Regions from separate parts of the Homo sapiens genome. Here region 1 is linked to region 2. Evidence: read pairs that join two places in POLR2A ChIA-PET (ENCODE). Cell type or tissue: OCI-LY7. All regions are shown on one strand. Each heading gives the region's core, and the rest is flanking DNA. Links, peaks and the distances in the headings are about the cores only.

Evidence for each region. ChIA-PET counts read pairs that join two places held together with the same protein. Peaks named below come from ENCODE experiments on the same cell type or tissue, not always from the same donor. Only the 100,000 strongest peaks of a DNase experiment are listed, where the experiment ranks them.
Region 1: POLR2A ChIA-PET joins it to region 2 with 12 read pairs; 5 of 35 experiments call an interaction of 5 or more read pairs at or near these places.

What each region holds. Positions count from the first base shown.
Region 1 is chr14:77,117,717-77,126,305 of GRCh38, reverse strand. No RefSeq gene overlaps it. Among named protein-coding and RNA genes, the nearest start is that of ZDHHC22, 20 kb to the left of the region's middle. RefSeq lists a silencer at 1,067-1,296 and enhancers at 4,384-4,563, 4,944-5,173, 5,184-5,243, 5,254-5,453. In OCI-LY7, for the core only: CTCF peaks have their summits at 1,062 and 1,264; DNase peaks (open chromatin) are centred at 2,425, 3,555, 4,685, 6,245 and 3 weaker places; H3K4me3 peaks cover 5,125 bases; H3K27ac peaks cover 4,864 bases.
Region 2 is chr14:77,168,360-77,176,948 of GRCh38, reverse strand. It overlaps the pseudogene FAM204DP. Among named protein-coding and RNA genes, the nearest start is that of TMEM63C, 9.1 kb to the left of the region's middle. In OCI-LY7, for the core only: no CTCF peak of the experiment used is centred there; no DNase peak of the experiment used is centred there.

The sequences.
Region 1 (8,589 bases), core at 121-8,120, 50 kb after region 2:
TTCTGATTGACAGCTGCGATGTGGCCAGAAGCTGTCTGAAGGGGTGATTTTAGGTAGAGGGGAGGGGAGAGTGGTGCCCAAGGTGTGAGGTACTCTGTGGGGAAGGAGGCCCTGCGGGATGTGGTGACCCTGGGCAGGGCAGGCCAGAGGGGCAAGGACTGAGGTGGCTGGGGTGCAGGACTGAGCAGGACTGCTCCCAAGTCCTCAGTCAGTAAGTGGCATCCTGGAAAGATCACACTGTGAACCCGGAGTACCCAGTGGTTCTGAATCCCTGCGTGACCCTGGGCGGGTCACTGCCCTCCGTGAACACTGGACTCGCTCTTAGACTTGGCGAGGATTGCACACACCTGGCCCTCAATGGGGCACATACCTTTTACTTTGCCACAGACTCCCCCAACCATTGCCCAACCCAGAGCCACCCCACACTCTACCCTTGGCTATCTGGCCCCTGAAGGCTTTGAGTTTGTGACCCCTGAAAGCCAAGCTTCAAGAGGGCTCAGTTTTAGTTCCGACTGTGCCCTGGATGGGCTGCGTGACCTTCCACAAGCCCCTGGGCCCCATTCCGCAAACCTTCCACGTGGCCAGCGTGCGGTGCGGGGAGATGGTGGTGGGAAGTGGGAATACGACTGAACAGCTGGAAAGACAGGGGAGGGGAACTGACATGAATTGGATGCCCCAAGCAGCAGAGGTCACCAGCAGCAGGAGAAGGACGGTTCTTGCGTTTGCTCAAAGACCTCAAGGATTGCTGTCTTGTTCCAGGTGGAAAGAGAGGGAGGAGACCTGGGGAAGGAAGCCAGGAGGCGCAGCTAAGGGGCAGCGCGGCCCCTCCACCTGACCCGCCGGCCGCCGAGGGCAAAAATTCCCTCGCAGGTGCCGGGTACTTAATAAACAGACTAGCAGGGGCGGGGGGCGACGGCTCGCCGGAGAAAGGATTTAATTAGCAACGCTTTCGGGAGAGAAAATTAAATTACAGGAAGCAGTGGTGCCGGCTGCGGACCACAAAGACCACAGAATCCCGAAGCCGATTCCTCAGACCCCTGCGCGTGTCGGGACCACCTTTCCATCGCCCCAGCCGTGGGATGAAGGCCGCGCAGCGTGGGGCGTCTGTCTGGGCTCCGGCTGCGACGCCGTCGCGCGTGGCCTCCCCGGCACCCGCCAGAGCCCGCGGCCGTGGCTCGGGCCCGCCGGGAGGGGGCGCCGTCGGGCCTCCGCGCTCCACTCTCCCGGCGCGCGCGCCCCGCGCTTGGCTGCCAGTGTTGGCTGCGCGGGGACCGCGGGCCGCAGCCAACCTGGGTCTGCCTCGCCTAGCCCGAAAGGGCGAGATCATGGGCCCAGACTCTTGATGCCAGCAGTGGTCTTACTCGAAACTCATCTAAGCGTAAGGTGAGGAGAATCGGCCTGATGAGTGGGCGGCAGGTAGTGCAGGACACTGCAGTCTTGTCCACGGCCCGGGCCCCGCGCATCACCGCGTCTCCGAGAGCGCGCTCCGAGCCCAGCCCCTCCTGGGAGGTTCTTAGCCCTCATGTGCCACCGCGGTCCAGGGACCCACCTCCTCTCTGTCTCCTGGCGGGTTTTCTATTTGTCACAATAGCGACCATTCCTGAGCTCCCGCTAGAACCAGGCCTGGTGAGTGAGTACTTAGCTTAGGGAAGGCACCAAGCCCTGTGCGGTGTGATTTTTAGCCCTGTTCGGCGGAAGAGGAAAAGGAAACGAGCTCAGAGAGGCTGAGAAAGTCGCCCAGGAACACACAGCTGGGAAGACATTGAAATCCACATCCCATTGGCTTCTGAGCTCTTCCCCAGCAGGGGAGCGCCCGTTTTTCATTCTCAGTCTCTAGCACAGAGCCTCGCACGTGGGTGCTCAGGAAGGATTTGTTGAAGGAACGGCAGATTTTTCCTTGTTTGTCAAAGGGGGTGCTCATAGCTGAGGGGTGTGAGGATTAAATGAGATGGTGTGTGTAAAACACCTGGCTGTGCACTTGGAGCACCGTGAGCAATTAGTAAAAGCTGGTGCCAGTGTTAATGAAACTCGACAGTGCGGGGAAACACTGGGGACTTTGGTAAAATGTAGATTCTGAATCAGCAGGGCCTGTGACTCTGCATTTCTCATAGGCTCCCAGGTGTTGGCGATACTGCAGATGACAGTTACTTCGCTGTGTGGAACTGGTCCCCACGCCTCCTCACCCCAGCCCCAAGTCCAATCCCCCACAAGGGACCCACTGCAATTATTCCCAGCTTTGTCTGCCTATCTGCAATCCCCTGAGGAGCTTTAGAGAATATCCATGGGGGTGGGGGAAGGCAGGTCTTTTCCCCAGAGTCTGACAGGTCTGGGATGTGACCTGTGCATGTTCAAAGCTCCCTAGAGGTTTCTGCTACACAGTCAAGGCTAGAACCGCTATAGGGGAGGTGTCCGAGGAAGGCAGTAAGTGAGCAGAGGTTTGAGGAAGTTCACCTGATGCAGGTGTGGAGGACAGATTGTGCAGGAGCCTGGAGGCTGAGTCACCAGCTAGGAGGCTGGGCCAGCTAGGAGGCTGGATCTGGCTAGGGTAGGGCTGATTCCTCCATAGCTCCCCACCCACCAGCTGTATAACTCTAAAGGAGGGTGAGGACTGGGACAGGCTGGGGAGAGCTGGAGCGCATGCTTGGCAGGTATTCTGCAGGGTGTGTGCAAAGGAGGGGCTCTGTTCTGGGTGCAGCAGGGTGCCAGAGGTAGGCAGGGAGCTGGGTTGTTTTGCTGGCCACTGCCTGTATGTACAAAGTGGAAGGCTGGCCTTGGACTGAAGCCAGCTCAGAGAGCCCAGTCCTTGTTCTTGGAATGGCACAATTCACTTGCAGTAGCAATCTTATTATTGTTTACTGAGCACCCACCATGTGAGGCCACTGTACTATATACTGTACATTAAGGCACAACAATATTTCAGAGTTGACGGTAACTTAACAAATGAGGAAACAAGGTGCAGAGAGGTTATATAACTTGCTAGGATCACACAGAGACCAGATCAAGATCTAAAGCCATGATATTTCCATCTCACCAAGATGTCTGTACTCCTGCTCTTTCCTTTGGCTAAAACGCTATTCCCCTTCCTCTCTATACCTGTATCAGGTGAACTCCCTTAAAACCCCTCTGCTCACATTACTGCTCTCCTATGTTGTCTCTATGTAACTGAAATAATCCCTAAAAGTTGTGTTCTTCATCTCAAATGAAAGGGCTGTTTGCAAATGGCTGACCAGGCACGGACAGCTTATGGAAGCTCTACCCTATGCCAAGGCTGAGATCTCAATCACTACTTAGATCTCAATCATCGTGAGTTCCTCTCAAGGTCTCAGGGAGCTCCTGCAGCTCTGGTCTGTGATTTTCCTTGGGCACCAGGCACAACCTTGCGTCACTACTTTTCCTGTGGGTCATGACTCCTGGCTCAGATGCCTAGGCTCCAAGGCCAGGGACCACATGTATCTTTCTATAGACCTGGGCCTCAACAACTGTTTGTTGCAGCCAGAGCCAGGACTAGGGTAAGTCAAGCAAGGGGTCATGTGTATGCTTATGCTGGCGGCAGCTGGGGAAAGCAGATGCAGGTGCTGTTGTTGTGGGTGAGCTCAGAAGTCTGAAGGTGGGTCGCTCAACGGGATAATCTGCTGCTGCTAACTCCCTCCTAGTGTGCTTGGGTGTGTTGGGGTGGACTTATAGTTTCATATTAAGGACTCTTGCCCTAATCAAAGGGTGCTAACCCCAAAGGTTATTAAAGCATTATCTTTGAAATGAGTAGGACATATCACCTTGTCTAGGCTTACGCACCCAGCTTTGGATGTTTAAGACCTACAGAGACCAAAACTGTCAAAGGGGCAATTGACTAACTGATTGTCATTGCTACCTCCCACAAGACTAGAAGGAGGGACCAGGTCTGTTTTAGCCACCATTTTATATCCACAGCTCAGTCAGCAGCTGGGACATAAACGTGTTGAAAATGTGTTTCCTTGAAATAATAATGACAATGCTTTGGTCAGGTAAGCTGCAGGAATCATTAATACTTTCAGAAGAAGGAGAAATGTTCGGGTTTTGGAATACAATTTTGGGAGGAAAGGTGTGAAAATCTGAGTGACAAGGACCATGTTTTTGAGGATTTTTAAAGGTCCCCAAAGTGGGACCTACCCCAGGGCTGACCTGTGGCCTTGTGTTGACTGGTGCCTGCTCACCTCTGATCCTGTGGGTCCAAGAACCTTTTTTTCCCTTGAATTAAATATTTCTGCCATGTTGACTTTTTTTTTTTTAAATCATTCAGTGCATACTGTCCCACATGTCCTGATCCCCATGCAACTGGTGGGGCCAGGAGCCAGTCTTGGCCACGGGCTGAGCAGAAGTGACATTGTCACTGCAGCCCAACCTGACTAGTACAATCAGCAATGTTAGTAATTTACTAGCTAGGAGCTTCACGGCACAATTGATGTTTATAAAATGCTTCAAGAATAAAATCAGCACAGGCTGGAAAGCATGATACTTCTAAATACACCTTGCCAAGACAAGCATCAACTTGGATATCCTTTCAAAAAAATAAAAGGCTTTCACCTTGAAGTTCACTCTCTCGGCCTGTGAGAGCCCAGGGGACCATTATTGAAAACACACAGTCTAAACCATGCCTGTCACTGTTTTGTCGGGCTGTGGGTATCCGGGGCTGTTTGTTGTGACGGTTCACTGCCCTTTCTCTGTGTTTTGCTGAAGTGAAACTCATTTGCATTTCCTGAGCAGCCCAGTGATGAGAGGAGAGGCCCAGAAACCTTGCTGGAGCTCAGAGGGGAAGCAGAATGAAATGTTAACCAGCAGGACCACCAGGCTTCTGGGGCCAAGTTTTCCTGCCATTTTTGAAGACAATGCAGGACTCGTTGAGGTTGTGGTGCTCCATTTGTGTGTAACTTCTTTAGGCTTCTTCTCTTCCCCTGACTGGGCAATGTACTCACTTGTGCAAGGGTTGAGTGGAGATGATAATTTCAACCCAGCTCTCTGTAGAGACATGATTATTGTGGTTTACCATCTACAAGTGGTGGCAGGTCTTGATTTTTCAGGGCTTCTGGTTTTTCACTCTCACCCTCAAATGAAGGGCAGGCCCCATGCCAAGCGCTCCCATCTGTCCACCCAGCAGGCAGGGGCTTTGTGGGCTGTCCCCAGAGAATGGAGGCCTTTGCTCTCTTCTGTTATAAAGACACCAGGATGAACAAACATGCTTCCAAGGCCACTGCAATTTTTGGGATCTAGTGAGTCTGTAGGAAATGTAACGGCAGCTATTTTTACTCTCATGCTCTCCAGCCACTCTGACTGCCTTGCTGGAAGGATAATAATCACTCCACCTGCCAGGGCCCTCACAAGGGCTGGCCGCAGGATCCCACTTTCGGTTTTCATTCTCCTTCATATTCTAACAGCTTCCTCCCACTCCCTGGGTTATCTTCATATTCTATGGGCCCTTCTTGCTTTTTTGCTCAACTCATCTCCTCCAGCTGCTGTAATTTAAGGCAGGAACCATACAGACTGTTCTTTCAAGCAATTCTGTCTTGCATAACCATCCTTTAGAAAGAGATAGGAAAGCCATGTGTTTTAAGAATAAAGGGGGGCCAGGCACGGTGGCTCATGTCTGTAATCCCAGCACTTTGGGAGGCTGAGGTGGGCGGATCACCTGAGGTTGGGAGTTCGAGACCAGCCTGACCAACATGGAGAAACCCCATCTCTACTAAAAATACAAAATTAGCCGGGCGTGGTGGCACATGCCTGTAATCACAGCTACCCAGGAGGCTGAGGCAGGAGAATCGCTTGAACCCGGGAGGTGGAGGTTGCCATGAGCCGAGATTGCACCATTGCACTCCAGCCTGGGCAACATGAGTGAAACTCCGTCTCAAAAAAAAAAAAAAAAAAAAGTAAAAAGAAAGAAAATAAAGGAAGGATTCTGAGAGGAAAAAACCAAAATGGTCACACATGGACCCACAGAACAGCTCCTTCCAGGAAGCCAGTCAAAGAGTAACCATCCTGGGTTGATATTTTCTCTCCTCTCATTCACTGTAAATGAGATTTTGGTAGAAGACAGTCTTAATTATCCCAAGCAGTCACAACCCTGAAGGGGCTGAATGCCATCACTTGAATTCCATCACTGGGTCTGTGAGCGGCGAGGCTGCCTTGCTCCGTAGAGCAGTTTTAAAACACTTTTGAGACATCACTTTTTTGCGTTGCACCTTCATCTCAGGATGTCAAGTGCATAGCGAGGATTATGCCCCTCCTCTTTTGATAAAGGAAACTGACGTAGCAGAGGTAAAGGCTGCAGGAGCTAGGGCACAGTCGTTGTTTTCTTCTGCCTCTTTCTCTCAGGGATTCTGATTGTGCTGTGTCACCCAGGCAGACTTCTCATCTCTAATCTCTCTTCTGGTGTAGATGAAAGGTTGACCCAAAAGGCTTGGACCAGAATAAAGACCTCACAAAGTATCACTGCATCTATGTCATCTCTGACTAGTGACAGTGAAAATAATGTTAAATCAACCCAAGTGGTTCTGTTTTTCGTTTGGCTTTTTTGTGAGACAGGGTTTTTGTCACCCAGACTGGAATGCAGTGGCATGATTTTGATTCACTGCAACCTCCGCCTCCTGGGCTCAAGTGATCCTCCCACCTCAGCCTCCAGAGTAGCTGGGACTACAGGTGTGTGCCACCACACCCAGCTAATTTTTGTATTTTTTAGAGAGACAGGGTTTCGCCATGTTGCCCAGGCTGATCTCAAAGTCCTAGGCTCAAGCAATCCATCCACCTCGGCCTCCTGAAGTGCTGGGATTACAGGCATGAGCCACTGCACGCAGCCCCAAATTGTTCCTTAAAACACATGAAGAGGCCAGGCACGGTGGCTCATGCCTGTAATCCCAACACTTTGGGAGGCTGAGGTGGGCGGATCACGGGGTCAGGAGATCAAGACCATCCTGGTTAACACGGTGAAACCCCGTCTCTACTAAAAATACAAAAAAAAAAAAAATTAGCGGGCATGGTGGTGGGCACCTGTAATCCTGGCTGAGGAGGCTGAGGCAGGAGAATGGTGTGAACCCGGGAGGTAGAGCTTGCAGTGAGCCGAGACAGCGCCACTGCACTTCAGCCTGGGCAACAGAGCGAGACTCCGATTCAAAAAAAAAAAAAAAAAAAAAACGAAGAAACATCATCCCTGGTTGTGCAGAGAGAAGTCTGAAAGGAAATAAGCTAACTAACACTCTCCCAAATACAAAAGTTACCTTCTTCATCTCAAATGAAATGAAAGGGCTGTTTGCAGATGGCTGACCAGAAAAGGAGATGATCTGATTTAACCCCAAATCATTCTCCTTTTGGGCCAGTAAGAATTCTTTGAGACCAGGTTTTTACATGGGAGGTAGTAAATCCACATTAGCTGCAACAAGATAATCATATGAAAGGCAACACCAATGCAGACTGGCAAAGAGCTTCTCCCAGAGTTCCATACAAAGAAGTTAAAAATCTGACAGAACACCGTACTATAAAACCATCTTACTGGAGGCCCTCAGAACCTCTTTTCTAAGCACCCCATGTTTTAAAAAATTTAAGCACCTGGGTGCGGTGGCTCACGCCTGTAATCCCAGCACTTTGGGAGGCCGAGGCGGGTGGATCACCCTGCCAAAATTCTCAGGAATTCGAGACCAGCCTGGCCAACATGGTGAAACCCCATCTCTACTAAAAATACAAAAACTAGCTGGGCGTGGTGGCACACGCCTATAATCCCAGCTACTTGGGAGGCTGATGCAAGAGAATCGCTTGAACCCAGGAGGCAGAGGTTGCAGTGAGCCGAAATCATGCCATTGCACTCCAGCCTGGACGACAAGAGCAAGACTCCGTTAAAAAAAAAAATTAATCTATTAATTCTATGGCTCACCTGTAACACAACTATAGATCTTACAAAGGTTAGCACTGCGATTAAACTTCAAGGTAACTAATTCAAATTCTTCATCATTCAGCTGAGAAGAGTGACATCTAGAGAGAGGTTAAGTGACTTATCCAAAGTCACTGAGTCAATGAGTAGTAGATATGACATGTGAATGTAGGTCTTTAGACCCCATCACACCAGGCTACAATCTGCAGGGATGCCATAAAAAAATGTGGATGAAACATGTTTGCAAACAGGCCGTCCTAAGGGGCAAGCGTTTCCACATACAGGAATCACGCCCAGGGGTGAGGAGCTGCAAACGCAAATAACTGGGTTCTCTTGAGCCTCTGAGGCTCAAATTTTTGTGCTCCCTCCCTTCTCTGGATTCCACTTCTTAAGGAAGGATGGTTCTCTTTATTTCAGAAGGGACCTTCTCTAGCCATATTTACCTATTTTTTGTTTCTTACTAGTGGCCTTACAGCTACATTTTAAAAAGCCACTTAGACAATTGTATAGGACAGAAATAATACTAGAAGAATTCGACTATGACAACCCTCCAGGCTTTTAGTGAGGTCAGCTTTTCATTTCCCCAGTGTCTTAAAGATCCCAGAAAGGGGCTCCTGACTGGCCTGGGAAACAGGGAGGACTCCACATGTCTCCCTGTTGAGATCTTCTAGGTGAACCCTGACAAGGAGCAAGGCTTGAGG
Region 2 (8,589 bases), core at 346-8,345:
AAGTTGGACTGCCTGTATTGATTGATCAGTGAAATTGTCTGAGATCTTAAACCAGCCCAGTGAACAACTGCAGGGACCCAACCCTCATAGTTTTGTTGAGCCTATGGTGGCCCTGGGAACTTGTCTCTGCTATTTAGAAATAATTTCCATCATAAACACTCAAGCTCACAAAGACCTACACACACAAGAATGCTCATTGCAGAATTGTTTGCAATTGCAAAAACAACAGTAACAATTAAAAAAACCTCACAACTGTGCACAGCCTACGCAAATGTACATGGGTTTTCTGTGGTACCCAGGTGAGATGTTCAGGAAAAATCAAAATGAGAGAGAAAAGGCAGGAAGTGAAAGCCACACACCAGTGTCCCTATGACCCCAAGGCCTGGTGCTGGGTGAGGCTGCTAGGCAGAGGGTAAGCAGGGGGCCATGGGGTTGGAGATGATGGGAGTCAGACCACAGATTTTACTACAAGACCCAGAATATAAACATATGCCACTGACAGGGACAGTATTTTCAAGGCAAAGCCAAGACACTATTTATACTTTAAGTGGCAAGCCACATACTCTAGGGTATCCCTGATCCCAAGAGCCAAATAAAAACTCTCTAAGAAAGTGGATACATTTTGGGAGCTCAGCTCCTATCACATGCTCTAATCTGCCTTTCCAGACAGAAGTGAATTTGTTTTCCTGTGCAGAAAGTAGTGGGGAAATGTATTGGAATGGAAAACCATTTTTCCAGTGTCTTCTGCCTGACCAGACACAGGGTTGTGGATTTCTAGAGAGAGGAAGACTTCAGGCTTAGGTCTAGACACACAGCACTGTCTCTACTTGGAAGCTGGCATTCCCCAGTGGAGGAGTCAGGCCCTATGATCACTCAGCCCTGCCACAGAAGAGAATCCAGGCTTCCCTTCTTCTGGGGCAACCCTGGCCCCTCTGCCCTCTCTTACCCCTGGCCTCAGACTGGGCCCCACTCACCAAGACCCCACCGGTGGGTATTCTTAGCCAGCAGCAATCTCTTTTACTAGTACTAGTGGAAGACGAGAAATTCACAGCTGGTAGGAGGTCATTGTTATCCACCGCCACTATCACTGAATGATATTGGAAACTTCTGGGCGGGTGAGGTCAGAAGCAGGTGTTGATGACATCACAAAAGAAACACCACTGTGTTGTGCTGGAACTCTGGGATTCTGGTACCATTTCTTCACCTAGGATTGAGCGCAACTGAGCATTTTCAGACAGATCTGGGGATTGAAGCCTGCAGAGCCTCACCTCAGTTCTATCTTGAGCCTGGCTGATGCCCTGCAGAATTAGATCCTTAAAGAATAAATGGGTTGGCCAGGTGTGGTGGCTCACGCCTGTAATCCCAGCACTTTGGGAAGCCGAGGCAGGTGAATCACGAGGTCAGGAGTTCGAGGCCAGCCTGGCCAAGATGGCAAAACCCCGTCTCTACTAAAAATACAAAAATTGGCTGGGCACAGTGGCAGGCACCTGTAATCCCAGCTACTCGGGAGGCTGAGGCAGGAGAATTGCTTGAACCCGGAAGGCGGAGGTTGCAGTGAGCCAAGACCGTACTACTGCACTCCAGCCTGGGCGACAAAGCAAGACTCTGTTCCAAAAAAAAAAAAAAAAAAAAAACACACACACACACGCACGGGTCCTTGCATTGATATTTTATTGAGGCTATAGAACTCCCCTGCTTCCCCGAGATGATACTCATGAGGCAGAAATATGGGTTTCTTCTGGGCCAGAAAGTGAAGATCTCCTCTTCAGGGCCTCATGTCCAGGCTCTTGAAATCAGCTCCGTTGTACTCCTTCCCCTGGGAGTTGGTGTCTGTTTTCAGTAATGAACCTTTTCTTTGTTGTATAAGCTTTATTAACTTTGTGAAATATAATACATATACAGAGAAGCATATACCATACGCAAGTGAGCACGATAATGAATAATCATAAAGCAAAGTCTTGTGTAGCGACACTGTTTAAGTCGATAAATAGAACATTATCACCAGAAGTTTCCCTGTATCGTTTCCCAATCCACCCCTTTCTCTTTCAGTCCCTTCCCTGCACAGAGATAGCCCTATCCTGACTTCAGTCTTTCCTTGCATTGCTTTGTACTTTTACCACCTGATTATTCATTCCTAATCAATATGGTTTGGTTTGGTCTGTATTTTGAGTGTACATTAAGAGAATTGGAGTATAAATATACTTTCATGTTGGGCTGTTAAAACTCAACATTGGTTTTTTGTTTTGTTTTTTTGAGATGGAGTTTCACTCTTGTCGCCCAGGCTGGAATGCAATGGCACAATCTAGGCTCACTGCAACCTCTGCCTCCCAGGTTCAAGCGATTCTCCTGCCTCAGCCTGCCGGGTAGCTGGGATTACAGGCGTGCGCCACCACGCCCAGTTAATTTTTGTATTTTTAGCAGAGATGGGGCTTCACCATGTTGGCCAGGCTGGTCTCAAACTCCTGACCTTAGGTGATCTGCCTGCCTCACCTCCCACAATGCTGGGATTACAGGCATGAGTCACCATGCCTGGCCTCAACATTGTGTTTTTAAGATTCATCCACACTGTGGTATGCAGTTGGAGTTTATTCATTTTCATTACTCTATTGTTTGACTGTGCCATAAATTAATCCTTCCTGGTTTGTTTGGCATTTGTTTTTATTTCCAGTTTTTTAATAGTGAGTGCTATGATTTGAATGTTTTTTGTCTCCTCCAAAATTAATTAATTGAAAAATATAGGCCAGGTGCGGTGGCTCACTCCTATAATCCCAGCACTTTGAGAGGCTGAGGCCAGCAGATTGTTTGAATCTAGGAGTTTGAGATCAGCCTGGGCAACATAGTGCGATTCCATCTGTTAGAAAATACGAAAATTAGCTGGGCATGGTGGCATGCACCTGCAGCCCTAGCTACTCTGGAAGCTGAGATGAGAGGATTGCTTGAGCCTGGGAGGCAGAGGTTGCAGTGAGCCAAAATCACACCTCTGCACTCCAGCCTGGGCGACTGAGACCCTGTCTCAAAAAAAAAAAAAAAAAAAAAAAAAAAAAAAAAAAAAAAAGAAAAGAAAAGAAAGAAAGGAAAAAGAAAAAGATGGTCAAGCAAGAACTCAATCATTTTAAACTGTTCCAGAGCATAGAAATAGAAGTAAAATGTCCACATTATTTTATACAAAGCCCTGAAATAATACACTGAAATAATACACAACAATGATTTCACACAAAAATTATTTCTTAAAAAATTTTTTGGTTGACAGGGTCTTAAGATGGCTGCCGGGCGGCTGCATCCTGACAGAAGAAAAGATGTTGAGTGGGCTAGTACCTCCTGGCCTAAATGAAAGTGATGTTGAGTCAAACTCTGAAGATGAAGCTACATTGGAGAGCTCTGGGCTTAACTTACAGGAAGATAAAGAGGATGGGAGCAACAGAAAAGCAGAAATCATAGATTTCTCAAAAGATGAAGCAAAAAGTGAAGCAGAGTCAAATGTAAATGCCTAAGAAGAGAGTCCTTCTGGAATTCCCTTAGATATGTGGAATTGAACAGTCCTCAAATGCAGCCCAGTGGAAGGAGCTTACTCAGTATGTTGGAGTCAATGATAGGTTTGACCCCCCTGTTAAAAGGAAAACCACTGAGAAGGCCTCGAAAAGAGGATAGAGCAGGCTGTGGAGGAGTGGAATATTGAGAGGGCTGAAGAACTCAGCAACTAGCTAGCTACTCGAGAGCTTGGTGTAAAAATTGCCAAAGCAGTTGTCTGCCACAAGTTTGTAAAAGCCAAAAATGGAGACTAAAAATTCACAGGGCTGCCTGAAAAAAGAAGAAACTCGCATGGGGGTTTGAAGCAAAGAAGAGATGGGCAACCAAAAGCAATGGGATATATGTAACTTGCCAGAGTGCTTGAAGACATTTATAGACTCAAATGCTCAATTTACCGAGAACGTTTTCCTGCCTGTGTTAAATGTCAGAAAATTGAGAGCACTAGAAAAGAAATAAGCATAAAATTTGGGAGTTTGATTATCAGCTCTTTTCAATCTTTCTCTAAGGACTTTGTCCCATTGAAGTGAATAAAATGAAGCATTCTGTTATTTTTATAAGAAATGTAAGAAAAAATATAGAAAAAAAGGAAAGGATTTTGTTTATTTATTTGTATAAACCCACAGTATAAAATCAGTTTTGCAGCCAGTCGCGGTGGCTCATGTCTGTAATCCCAGCACTTTGGGAAGCCAAGGTGGGTGGATCACTTGATCTCAGGAGTTCGAGACCAGCGTGGCTGGCATGGTGAAACCCCAGCAGCTGGGCATGGTGGCGCATGCCTGTAGTCTCAGCTACCAGGGAAGCTGAGGCAGGAGAATGGCTTGAACCCGGGAGGTGGAGGTTGCAATAAGCTGAGATCGCACCATTGCACTCCAGCCTGGGTGACAAAGACTCTGTCTCAAAAAAAAAAAAAAAAAAAATCAGTTTTGCTGCTTTTCATTTATTTGGTTTAGCATAGCCAGTGAGCTTCTTGTACTTCCTTTCTTTTTGAGACAGATTCTCACTCACTGTGTCACCTAGGCTAGAGTGCAGTAGCATGGTCTTGGCTCACTGCAACCACTGTCTCCTGGGTTCAGGTGATTCTCTGATTCTCATGCCTCAGCCTCCTGAGAAGCTGGGATTACAGGCAAGCACCACCATGGCTGGCTAATTTCTTTTTGTATTTTTAGTAGAGACAGGGTTTTGCCATGTGGGTTAGGCTGGTCTTGAACTCCTGGCCTCATATGATCCACCTGCCTCGGCCTCCCAAAGTGCTATGATTACAGGCATAAGCGATCATACCGGCCTTGTACTTCCTTATCTGTACCCAGTATAATTACACGTTTACTGGAGCTGTGTTTTTAAGATTGATAATTGTTTACAATGGATTAGTCGTAAGTGCCAAAGAGTCTCAATTGATTCTGTCTACAAATGATGACTTGACCTTAATGTCATAAAAGTAGTTACTAATTTTTTTTATTGACGGCAGTAGACCTGATATTTCAGAATTGCATAGTAAAAGCAATTTATTAATTTTTGTGTACTTCCAGATAAACTATTACAATAAAGAAAGGGGCCGAATGTTAAAAAAAATTTTTTTCCATCTTGGTTACTGCCTGAGCAGGTTGGAGCTGTGGGTGAGGGTTCCCTGGAATGGGGACAAGTTGGTTCCAGATGGTTTTGATACACCTCATTCTGCAACCTTCCTTTTCATACTCCAGCCCCATAAAAAACACATGGTATGGAAGTAGTACTAGGAAAACTCCCTCTTCCCTTCTTCAGACTTGCTTCCTTACTTCTTTACTACTTTGGTCAGTATCACTGTAATGTGGCAGCTGCTTCTGAGGGGTCAGTCATTCTCCTTCAGTTCACTCACAGATTATGAGCCAGGTAATCTATTAAAAGCCTCTAAATGTTATTTGTTCATCCAGAATCCCTTTCCAGGAAGATGTCTCCTCTCGCACTTTGTGAGATTCTATTCAAAATAAGGATTTTGAAAAGCCCTGACATATTCCTGGGAATCTAGAGGATAAGCACATGCTCAAGAAAAACCTGAGAAAGCCCTAAGCTCTCACCTCTGCATGACCTTCAGTCTCTAAGCAAGAAGAAATTGAAGACTAAGGCAGAGTTATAAACTGCCTAACTGAACTCTGAAGGCATGTCCCAATACACATACACAGGCTTATCTATAAAGACAGGGCAATTTTACTGTTTTTTGTCCCAGGTGTTTAAGGAAATCTCTGTCCAATCACTAGCTGATTGTGAAGCTAATGGAAGAGACTTCTGTGGCCATACACACACACACACACACACACACACACACACACACACACAAAGAGTTCTCAAAATTAGTTCAGAAAAGGCACTAAACAAACAAACAGCAACAACTACAACAGGCAGGAACAACAAACCCTAGGGAAATCTGATTTCCAGAGTTGCCAAATTATAATATTTGAAATGTCCGGTTTTCTACAAAAAATTACAAGGCATGGAAAAAACACAAGGAAGTATGGCCCCTACACAAGAAAAATGACAATTGATAGAAATTATTCCTGAAGAAGCCCAGACATTGGGCTTACTTTTAAGAGACTTTAATTCAACCATTTAAAATATGCTCAAAAAACTAAAGGAAACCATGTACAAAGAACTAAAGAAAACCATGAGAATGATGTCTCACATATAGAGAATATCAATAAAAAGACCAAACTTATAAAAAAGAGCCAAATATAAATTCTAGTGCTTAAAAGAATAACTGAAAGGAAAAATTTATTAGAGAGACTCAACAGCAGATTTGAGCAGGCAGAAGAATCAGTGAACTTGAAGATAAGTCATTGAGATTACTCAGTCAGAGGAGCATAAAAAAGAAAGACATAGAATAATGAGCAGACTTTAAAAGACATCACCAAGTATACCACAACATATGCATAATGGGAGTGCCAGAGGAGGTAGTGGGGTCTAATAGGAAGAATACTTGAGAGAAATAATGGGCAAAAACTTTCCAAATTTGATGGAAAACATTAGTCTATACATCTAAGAAACTCCAAGTAGGATAAACTCAAAGAGGTCCACACTGAGACACGTTATAATTAAACTGTTCAAAGATAAAGACAAAGATAGAATCTTGAAAGCAGCAAAAGAGAAGCAGCTTATCACGTAGAAGTAATGCTTAATAAGATTAACAGCTTATTTATCATTAGAAACCATGGAGGTAAGGAAGCAATGGGATAGAACATTAAAAGGACTGAAAGAAAAACAGCTGTCAGCCAAGAATGCTATATCAAGCAAAACTATCCCTCTGGAATGAAATAGAAATTAAGAAATTTCCAAATAAAAAAAGAGTTTGTCACTAATGCCCTACGAGAAATGCTAAAGGGAGTCTCTCATGCTGAAATGAAAGGACAGTAGGCAGCAATTTGATTTCACATGAAGAAATAGAGAACACTGGTAAAGGTAAATATAAAAGTCAATATTAATGTATTTTTAGTCTGTATCTGTTCTTTTTTCCCATATTATTTAAAAGGCAACTATATAAATAAAAATTACTGATATATATCTATGATAGACACAAATGTGTAAAGATGGAATTTGTGACAAAAGCAACATAAAGATGGGGGTAGAACTATATAGTAGCAAAGTTCTTATACTGAAACAGTATTAATCTAAACTAGATTGTTATAAATTAAACATTAATTTTAATCCTCAGGGCAACCACTATGAAAATAACTAAAAATATATAGTAAAAGAAAAGATGAGGAAATTAAATAGTATATTAAAAAATATCAGCCAGTCATGGTGGCTCGCGCCTGTAATCCCAATACTTTGGGAGGCTGAGGTGGGTGAATCATTTGAGCCCAGGAATTCAAGACCTGCATAGGCAATATGGCAAAATCCCATCTCTACAAAAATACAAAAATTAAGCTGGCACAGTGGTGTGCGCCTGTAGTCTCAACTACTTGGGAGGTTGAAGCAGGAGGATCACTTGAGCCTGGGAGGTGGAGGTGTCAGTGAGCCAAGATTGTGCCACTGCACTCTAGCCTGGGTGACAGAGAAAGACCTTGTCTCAAATAAACTGAAATAAAATAAAAAAAAATATCTTTAACACAGAAGAAGGCAGTAATGAAGGAAATAAGGAACAAAAATGGTATGAAACACTGAAAACAAATAGCAAAACAGCAGAAGTAAGTCCTTCCTCAATTACTTTAAATGTAAATGAATTAAACTTTCCAATCAAAAGGCAGATAATAGCAGATGAGTGTTTAAAAATGATGTAACTATGTGCTATCTACAGGTGACTCACTTTACATTCAAAGATACAAATAGGCTGAAAATGACAGGGTGGAAAAAAGTATACCATGAAAACAGTAACCAAAGGCAGTGGGGGTGGCTATACTAATATTGGAAGCAATAGACTTTAAGACAAAAATTGTTACAAGAGACAATGAATGACATTATATAATGATAACAGGGATATTTCATCAAGAAAACATAACAATTATAAAGATATATGCACCCAGCAACAGAACCCCAAAATACATGAAGCAAAACCTGAGATAATTAAAGACAGAAATAGACAAACAATAACAGTTGCAGATTTTAATATTCCACTTTAAATAATAGAACAACTATACAGAAGATCATCAAGGAGGCAAGGCGTGGTGGCTCACACCTGTAATCTCAGCACTTTGGGAGGCCGAGGCAGGCAGATCACCTGAGGTCAGGAGTTCAAGACCAGCCTAGCTAACATGGTGAAACCCTGTCTCTACTAAAAACACAAAAATTAGCCAGGAGTGTGGCGGGTGCCTGCAATCCCAGCTACTTGGGAGGCTGAGGCAGGAGAATCACTTGAACCTGGGAAGTGGAGGTTGTAGTGAGATGAGATTGTGCCATTGCACATCAGCCTGGGCAACAAGAGTAAAAGCTCCATCTCAAAAAGAAAAAGAAAAAATAAAAAAGATCATCAAAGATATAGAAGACTTGAAGAGTACTATAAACAAACTAGACCTAGCAGATATTTATGGAGCACTCCACTCAACAACGACACTCAAAGTGCTGGGATTACAAGAACGAGCCACCACAGGTGGTTCT